2 separate regions of the Homo sapiens genome follow, and region 2 is linked to region 1. A link is a contact called in ENCODE Hi-C or POLR2A ChIA-PET data. All regions are on one chromosome and are shown on one strand. The core of a region is the stretch at or near the end of the contact, and the rest is flanking DNA. Distances in the headings are between cores, read along the strand shown.

What was found. A loop is a pair of places that touch in the nucleus more often than their neighbours do. ChIA-PET counts read pairs that join two places held with the same protein, here RNA polymerase II (POLR2A). Pooled maps may share reads with other maps.
Region 2: a map of dorsolateral prefrontal cortex shows a loop between it and region 1 (2.2-fold over the local background). The contact joins two enhancer-like sites. A Hi-C loop is called at or near these places in 3 of 168 maps with a recorded cell type or tissue (IMR-90, dorsolateral prefrontal cortex and ovary) and 3 of 50 pooled maps. POLR2A ChIA-PET finds 5 or more read pairs at or near these places in 2 of 52 experiments (AG04450 and H1).

The regions. Positions count from the first base shown.
Region 1 is chr10:15,311,229-15,315,694 of GRCh38, reverse strand. The region is part of intron 1 of FAM171A1 (family with sequence similarity 171 member A1); the gene reads left to right. Among named protein-coding and RNA genes, the nearest start is that of FAM171A1, 58 kb to the left of the region's middle. Within about 2 kb of position 2,539, at least 11 of the 41 ENCODE cell types and tissues checked have a DNase peak (open chromatin) inside an H3K27ac peak, as active enhancers do.
Region 2 is chr10:15,346,575-15,351,040 of GRCh38, reverse strand. All of the region lies in intron 1 of FAM171A1 (family with sequence similarity 171 member A1), which reads left to right. Among named protein-coding and RNA genes, the nearest start is that of FAM171A1, 22 kb to the left of the region's middle. Within about 2 kb of position 2,302, at least 5 of the 41 ENCODE cell types and tissues checked have a DNase peak (open chromatin) inside an H3K27ac peak, as active enhancers do.

The sequences.
Region 1 (4,466 bases), core at 1,290-3,789:
TTCTAGCATGATCAAGGTCTCTGTGATCTCGATTAGTGAGAATAGAGTAAATTCTTTGGGTTGAAGAGATTTGCTGAGACCTTTGTGAACAAATATTTGCCCAGATACAAGTGCTAAGTCTGTTAGAATAAGGGGATAATGTGGTATTAAAAGGTGATTTCTCCAGGGTGCTGTCACAGGCACGCTCTGCAGTAGAGACATTGTCATTGAGAAGGAAGCTTAGCCATTTCTCATAATAATAGTGATGATAACAAAGCCCACACCGTGAAAGGCTAGCCACGGGCCTGCACAGATGTGAATGTTCTACACATATCAAACCACACAACTAACACTCAAAGTACGGTGTTTTCGATGTTAATACTTGACCCGTTTTGCAGATGGGAGAAACCGAGACAAAGGAAGATGAGACAGCTTGCGCCCATCACAGCCAGGACATGACAGAGCAGCTTGGCTCCAGAGTGGAACCACTCTCTGCCTTCCTATATTAGATGGATCCAAGGACAGGCGGAAATGTTGTCTGTCTGTCCTCATTGTGGTAGGAATTACACAGGTGTATACGTGTGTCCAACTTCATTAAACTGTACACTTCATTAAAATGGATGGACTTTATTATATCTAAATTATACCTCAACCAGGTTGGTTTTAAAAAATAATAAAAAGGCCTGAGGGTGACCTCTTCTCGAATTCCAAACTGGAGTCTGAGATCGTACCATTCTGATATGAGGAAAGGCTAGGCTCAGCTGAAACTCAGCCACCCATCCCGGAGGAACCGGAGAGACAGGGCCCAGACAGCGCCAACCAGCCTCCTCCCCGCGGCTGCAGGCCAGGCCGAGGTGGCAGGGGTGCTGGCTTGGAAGTCATTCCTGGGCTCGTGAGAAGTGACAGGAATGTGGCAGCGGATACTCCCCAACTTCCCACCTGGGCACGCCAGGAACCTGTGCCATTTCGTGGTTGGCGTCTTTGGAGTTGGGATGAAATGCCTTGATCTGCACCAGCAAAGCAGAAGAGTGCTGGGGCCCTTGAACTCTTTCCCCCGAAATAATAGGATGCAGAAAACTGCAGCATTCCATTATTTGTTCCTGTCACACAGGGAAATGCAGAGCCCAGGCCAAAATGGAAATCAGGTCTGATTGCTTCAACGAGAACACCTCGGTCCCAATTTTAGGTCAAGCCAGGGGTATTGGACAGTTGGCCAGATGGACCCGGTAACCCATGTTCCTTATACAATGGACTTGATTCACACCCTAGGCAAATGACAGTCTTCCCCGTATGGCCAGCCTCAAAAAGACATAGAAATAGATAAAACAGCCAAAGTTAAACTCTGCAAGTGCCTGGGGTCTACTGTGTTTGAGAATTGGATATTTGGTCAGTCCACTTAAATAAGAGCTCTAAAACATGCCACATGGAGATTTCTTTCTTTTTTTTTTCTTTTTTGCTAGGAATGTTAAGATCTCAGTGGCAATGGTGATGTGCATTCAGCCCTTTGTTATAATAACACACGACGTGCCTCCTGTTTTGAAATCCTTCCCCAGTTGTAGGGTGACGGTTTATCCTACCAGATACCGCATGACCAGACGCTTGGCGTGTCACGCTTCACATTATGGGGTTCTGGCAGTGGAAACTGATTGGGGAGGCACAGTGTCAACAGGAAATATCTGCCAGCGACACAGAAAAGGCTTCAGGAAAGATAACAGGAGGAGAGGCCAGATCCCGTCGTTGCCTTGCACTATGCAGATCGAGGAAGTGGGGAGTGATTCTGCCTTGTACAGAGCGTGTGGATTCACACAAAGTTCTCTTCTGTCCTGGCAGGAAACAGATCAACCCTCGGTTGGGGAAGGTGGAGGCTTGCTTTTCTCTGATCACACACTCTTGCAAACCTTAAAGCAGTTTCCATTAAACATATTTTATTTCTTCCAAATTAAGGATGACAATGTGAACCGTGAATGGCATTATTCACCGTGGGAAGCTGTTTTCCTTCACCCTCGGGATGTTTATGTATGCACCTTCATTTTCCTTGGCGTTTGGATGTGATTTCTTATGAAAGACTTGGAAATCTGCAAAAACTCACGAGTTACAAACCTACCGGTACTCAGAACTCTCCTGCATTTTCTAAGTGGTCAGTTCCTTTATTGTAAGAAAGCTGACTTGTTACAGTATCTCTTTAAAGGCAGTCCACGGTTTATATATTTTCATCTTCAATTTCTTTCTAGGCTGGTTCTTTAGGAGGAAGATTAAGTGTTAATCTTGGACCCTTGGTGCCAGAGTTAAGACCACGAGGACAGAGAAGTTCCAAGAGGGAAAATTTTAGCTCAAGGAAAGAAAGGATTTTCTAATATCCAGAACCACACAGGCATGGAATGGGCTGGCTGCCCAGGGCTGGAAAGTGAGTGGCAAACCCTGAAAGCATTTCAGCCACCAGTGCTGGAGTTTTTCCTCCTGAGGCTGCTGGGTCCTGGAACAGGAGGTTTACTGCTGCAAAGCAGTGGGTCAGAGTAGGAATTCCCAGTGTGTTTCCACGGAGGAGGAACCGTGCTCCCATCCAGTGCCCTGGGACTCTACGTGTCTCTGGAGCTGGTTTCTGGGCCAGTGCTTTGTTCCTGGCACACAGGGAGATGCAGAGCCCAGGCCAGAATGGAAATCAGGGGTCTGCTTGCTTCATCAAGAACATCTCGCTCAAAAGTAGAGAATAAAAAAGTGCAAGGCCGGGCACGGTGGCTCACCCCTGTAATCCCAGCACTTTGGGAGGCCGAGGAGGGTGGATCACCTGAGGTCAGGAGTTCGAGACCAGCCAGGCCAACATTGTGAAACCCATCTCTACTAAAAATACAAAAATTAACCGGGCGTGGTGGTGGGCCTGTAATCCCAGCTACTCAGGAGGCTGAGGCAGGAGAATCGCTTAGACCTCGGAGGCGGAGTTTGCAGTGAGCCGAGATTGCACCACTGCACTCCAGCCTGGGCAACAAGAGCAAAATATCGTCTCAAAAAAAAAAAAAAAAAAAAAAAAAAAAAAAAAAAAAAAAACACACAGTGCTGAACTCATTCCAGTAGTTGATTTACATTCCGGTGACAGATTTTTAAAAAGAGTAACAAACAGTTCAGTTTGCAGCCGGGCACCTCTGTGAGCCACAATCTGAGCTGCACAGCCCTGGGGGTATGGAGGGACAGGAGAGGGTCCCTGAGAAGGTGGAGCCCCCCGAGACTCGTGCATACCCCCAGTGTTGCCCCACTGGCTTTAACCAGAGCAAGCTCTAATTTTACTTAGTGTCAGCATAGCATTTTATCTTTAAAGGGTTCAGAGGCTTTAAAAATATTCGAAAGCTCCCCACCATAGCAGCAGACTCCTTTTGGAGTTCAGCAGCGAGTAAGCAACAGGGCTTTAGACTTAGAGTGACAGTTGGAGTGAGCGTCTCTCCATTTCTAACCTTGCTGCTTTGTTTATGAAGCATATTTTCTTTCCTATTCTTCTTTCAAGCTCACTTTTATAAGCAGGGGGCTTTTGATCCTCTCTTTCGATGACCCGATCTGGTCCGATTCAAAAGGCCATGCCTGGAACTTGAATGGGAGGCAGCTTTGGTATAATAGGAAGTGCACGAGATTTAGAAGATGCACGCTTGAATCTCAGCTCTGCTGGGTGGCAGCTGTGTGCCCTGGGCAGGTCACTCACCTTCTCCGAGTCAGCTTCCTTGTCTTTAAAAATGGGGCTGATCTCACATACCTCACTGTAACAGTAAATAATCACGTAATGTACGTGAGGAACATTCACATGTAGGATGAGGCCTTCAGTTTCACTGGCACCTTGGACTAGCACTGTCTAGGCATCATTTTTCTTGGAGCTGTTATCAAAGCCATATTGACTGTGAATGAGAGAAAATACCCTGTCACATGCACAGAAAAGGCTAGGCAGAGGAGAATTCTCCTTTACTCTCCTGGACCTCAGGTGCTTCTGTTCTTCCAGGGGGAAAACGTGATGCCGCCTTCTTTATCTTGAGAGCAATCACCTCCTACTCTATGCCTCCCAGGTGGGGTGGGGCGGCTTACTAGGGGGCTGTGGGGCGGGAAGAAACCAGGGACTGCATTTCATACTAAGCCACCCAGAAGAATGCTTTAGAGCTTATTTAAGGGGAATCCCAGGATATATGGAGATGAAGCTAAATTTATTTCTCATTTTTAATGCCAGGAGAGCAATGCAATCTGTTTGAAGGAGGAAACAAAAGCATTTACCCAGGGAAGGCGAAGGTTACTTCCTACAGAGTGGAGCCTTCCAGTGCCATTCCCTATTTTTGCAGCAAGTGGGTCAAAAATAACTAAAAGGGAATATAGGCTTAATTTTTTTCTCCAATCTTCTTCCTCCCCCTCTAAGTCATTGAAATGTCAAATGCAAAAATAGACAATCCTGCAACAAATACATTGAGAATATACCCATGCTGCAGAAAGCATGTGCTTGTAAAGATACAGAAGCCTGCCCA
Region 2 (4,466 bases), core at 1,053-3,552, 36 kb before region 1:
AGGAGGCAATGAGAAAGGGGCATTCAAGGGGGGCTTCCCAGGGCAGTGACTTTTGAGCTGGAGTCTGAGGGCTAAGAATTAATCATGTAGAGAAGGGTGGCCAGGCATGGTGGCTCACACCTGTAATCTCAGCACTTTAGGAGGCTGAAGCAGGCAGATCACTCGAGGTCAGGAGTTTGAGACCAGCCTGCTTAACATGGCGAAACCCTGTCTCTATTAAAAATACAAAAATCAGCCAGGCGTGGTGGTACACACCTGTAATTCCAGCTACTGGGGAGGCTGAGGCAGGAGTATCGATCGCTCGAACCTGGGAGGCAGATGTTGCAGTGAGCCAAGATGGCACCACTGCACTCCAGCCTGGGCGACAGAGACTGTCTCAAAAAAAAAAAAAGAGAGAATTGGCTGGGCGCAGTGGCTCACGCCTGTAATCCCAGCACTTTGGGAAGCTGAGGCAGGCGGATCATGAGGTCAAGAGATCGAGACCATCCTGGCTAACACAGTGAAACCCCGTCTCTACTAAAAATACAAAAAATTAGCTGGGCGTGGTGGCACGTGCCTATAGTCCCAGCTACTGGGGAGGCTGAGGCAGGAGAATTGCATGAACCAAGGAGGCAGGCGCAGGTTGCAGTGAGCCGAGATCACGCCACTGCACTCCAGCCTGGGCAACACAGTGAGATTCCATCTCAAAAAAAAAGTAAAAATAAAAATAAAATTAATGATATAGAGCAGGAGATGAGGTGCTTTCAAGACCACATGGCCATCCCTGTGGATTGTAGCTTTTGGATGGGACAAGGGAGTAAAGACATCAGCCACAACTAAGATGTCTAAGTTTATGAAGTATTCGAAAAAGAGCATCCTCTTTTTTTATTTGTTTGTTTGTTTTCAAAATTATCAGTGGGTTGCTGAGCTTTTGCTAGTGAACTCAGGTCTCATACCACGGGGGCATCACGTGTAGGGGTGTTACTCTAATTCTGTGAACCGGGTGCCGTGTCTGATCTATCTCCCTCTCACAGATTATTATCATTCGTCTTCACCCATTTATTCTGCTTGGTTGGTTCATCTTCAACCAGATATTCCAACATCAAAGCGCCTGGCTTTTCCAGCATGAATTTTCCTCCAGCCCACCTGTTCTGCTAATCTCATGTGATTTGTTTAGAACACCCTTAGTTGTCTTTGTGGCTGATCTCTTTTACTTTCTTTCCTCGTTCTTGTTGTTGCCTTTTCAGTTAACTAAAGAGTGTCCACATCACAGCAACCAAAAGGGTACAGAAAGTTCCACCTCTTTCAAGAGAATTTTAGCAGGGGCAGAAAGAGATTATGAACATTGTTGAGTGAAGCCATTTACACCCAGATCGGTGCCACGTTTACCTTTCCAAGTCCTAAAAGTGTTCAGGATAGGGAAGCTGATGCCGAACATCCTTCTGATGGCATAGGAGTGATTTACTTCCTGGTGGGAAAAGCCCTTTAGTGGTCCTCATGAGGGCCACCCTGGAGGAGCCATCTCAGTGTGGCTAGTGGCCTCTTAGCAATCAAGAATGACTTGGAGGTTCCTTTAATATTCTGGCCTTTACAGGAATTGAAAGGGAAGGAGCAGAGTGTTGTGGGAAGAGCCTGTTTTAAGTGATATTCATCGATTCACTGATTCATGGATATTTATTGAACCCCTCCTACTCGAGTTACATGCATGGCCCTCGCCCTTCCTGAGTTCACAGTTTATTGCATGCAGTTAACTACTCAGTAAGCAAGATTGCTGTTCCAGGTGGACAGATGTGCACTTAGCCTTGTTGTAGAACACCTGTCTGCAGGTGTGTACCTCTAGCCCTGTTCTGTATTTTCTAGGGCGCCTTTCTGTGTAGTCCTAATTACATGCCGTTTTTCTGGATAATGATCTAAGGGACTTCCTAGCTTGCTGTGAAAACACAGGTTTGCTAACAACTTAACAACTGTTGTGAAAAAAGAAAAAACTCTGATTGGATATAAATCGAATGTGAAAAATGGTTTCCATTTCCTCCCTCCCGATTCATGTAAATAATTTAAAGTTGATACAATTTGAGATGGTAGCATGAAGTCAGACTACTTTTAAAAATTAAGAGTTATGAATAAAACAAAGGAAAACAGCTCCGTTGCTTTAGAGAAAAGGTCAATAAAATGAAAGTGTGATAAAATGAAATGGAGTACAGTGAAAGTCACTTCCTGCAGCTGCTGCCCGTTCTCCCGATGGCTTTTTGGAATGGGGCAGCAATTCACTCAGCCAGCTTTTCTCACTGCTCAACTGCGTCACGAAGCATGGATGGGAATCAGCTGGGGATCTTGTTAAATGCAGATTCAAATTCAGGGTCCCGTGTGGCCCCTGAGAGGCTGTACTGTTAACAAGCTCTTCCGTGAGGCTGATGCTGCTGGTTGGAGGACCACACTCGAAGTAGCAGGGCTGCACATCCAGGCTTGATGGTTAGGAACAGAGAGGGGCAGAGCCAGGACGCCGTCATAGACCCTGGTGACTGCAAGGGGTCCTAGTTACACTGCAGTCAGTTCTGCCTACAGGTAAACAAGCCACTCCTTTTCCCTTAGACTTTTAACATCTCAATTTAAGAAAGCTACCTAGAGGCCGGGCATGGGGGCTCACGCCTGTAATCCCAGCACTTTGGGAGGCTGAGGCGGGAGGATCACTTGAGCCCAGGAGTTCAAGACCAGCCTGGGCAGCATGGTGACACCCTGTCTATACATTAAACCAAAAAAAAGGCTACCTAGAAAATGTCATTCTTGGCCAGGCACAGTGGCTCACGCCTGTAATCCCAGCACTTTGGGAGGCTGAGGCAGGCGGAACACCTCAGGTCAGGAGTTTGAGATGAGCCTGGCCAACATGGTGAAACCCCATCTCTACTAAAAATACAAAAAATTAGCCGGGAATGGTGGCAGGCGCTTGTAATCCCAGCTACTCGGGAGGCTGAGCCAGGAGACTCGCTTGAACCCAGAAAGTGGTGATTGCAGTGAACCGAGTTGGTGCCATTGCACTCCAGCCTGGGTGACAGAACAAGACCCCGTCTCAAAAGAAAGAAAGAAAATGTCATTCTCATTTTATTCAAAACCTAGCTTCAAGAGAGGTGGTGGATTTAGTATGTCAAGCATTGGGGTAGAACGCAAATCATGTGGAAGGAATTCTGCAGCTTTTTCTTTTCTTAATTTTTTTTTTTTTTTTTTTTTTTTTTGAGATGGAGTCTCGCTCTGTTGCCCAGGCTGGAGTGCAGTGGTGCGATCTCGGCTTACTGCAACATCTGCCTCCTGGGTTCAAGTGATTCTCCTGCCTCAGCCTCCAAGTAGCTGAGACTACAGGTGCGCACCACCACGCCCAGCTAATTTTTGTATTTTTAGTAGAGACAGGATTTCACCATGTTGGCCAGGATGGTCTCCATCTCTTGACTTTGTCATCCACTCGCCTCGGCCTCCCAAAGTGCTGGCATTACAGGCATGAGCCACTGCACCCGGCCGAATTCTGCAGCTTTTTCTAGGTAAATACTTGGTGACTCCGTTCATAACAATAAAAATATTGTATTGCATACTTATTATATGCATAAGAAACTCTCAGTAGGTCTTACCGATGCTGTTTGTGGACTTTGGGCCTGGCTGTCTTTCATCTGCTTTTAGGTCACCTCCAGTCAGACTGCATCGATTTCCGACCCAATGAAAACTGCTTCAGGGAGCAACAGAAATACTGCTGTTGTCCTAGGTCCAGTTTGTACTTCATGTTGAACCACCCTTTTATGCTTTTTCTTTTTAAATGGAGTTCGACTGTTATCAACTATAAAGCTTGCACATTTTTATGAGTTCTGTTCGTGTGATCTTTTAGTATTGTGCAAATGGCATCTTGAATAAGTCTTTTATGAGTGCTCTTTGGGGTTCATTTAAAGAAATAATAGTTGGCTATTGTTGCTCAGAGATGCAGAATGCCTGATTTTCCCATTCTTTTAAAAAAAATTGTTTAATTTTAACAAATGTCTAGGTCTTCCTGAGATCTCTTTTACTACAGTTGACGTAGCAAAAAGCCGTGTTTTTTGCACCATGTCCAGATAGCACAGCAGCCAGCTCTGCCAGCTACCCCTCCCTCTGTGTCTTTTGTCCCTCTGTAGAAAGTGGCTCGGGCACTGCTAAAGCGGTGGAATTCTCCAGTGGCTTTTTAGTAATTTACCTCCCTGGAGATTCTCAGCTGCTTGCAGAATCTCAGAAGACTCTGGAGGATCACTTAAATGGCTATCCTTGTGAGCACTTGCCTTCCTAGTTCACAGGGCTTTGATTTTTGTTCTGTGTCTTTAAATGAATTCAGTGGAGTTGGGTGTGCTGGACCCATACCTCTTGAAACACTCATTTCCACGCCTTCTGTATTAGAAGAGTCACTCAGCCAGATAAGAGCCTGGACATCAGGAGTGGGCTGTAGTCCAGATGGACCTCGGCTTGTTTCTGCTACGGGGCAT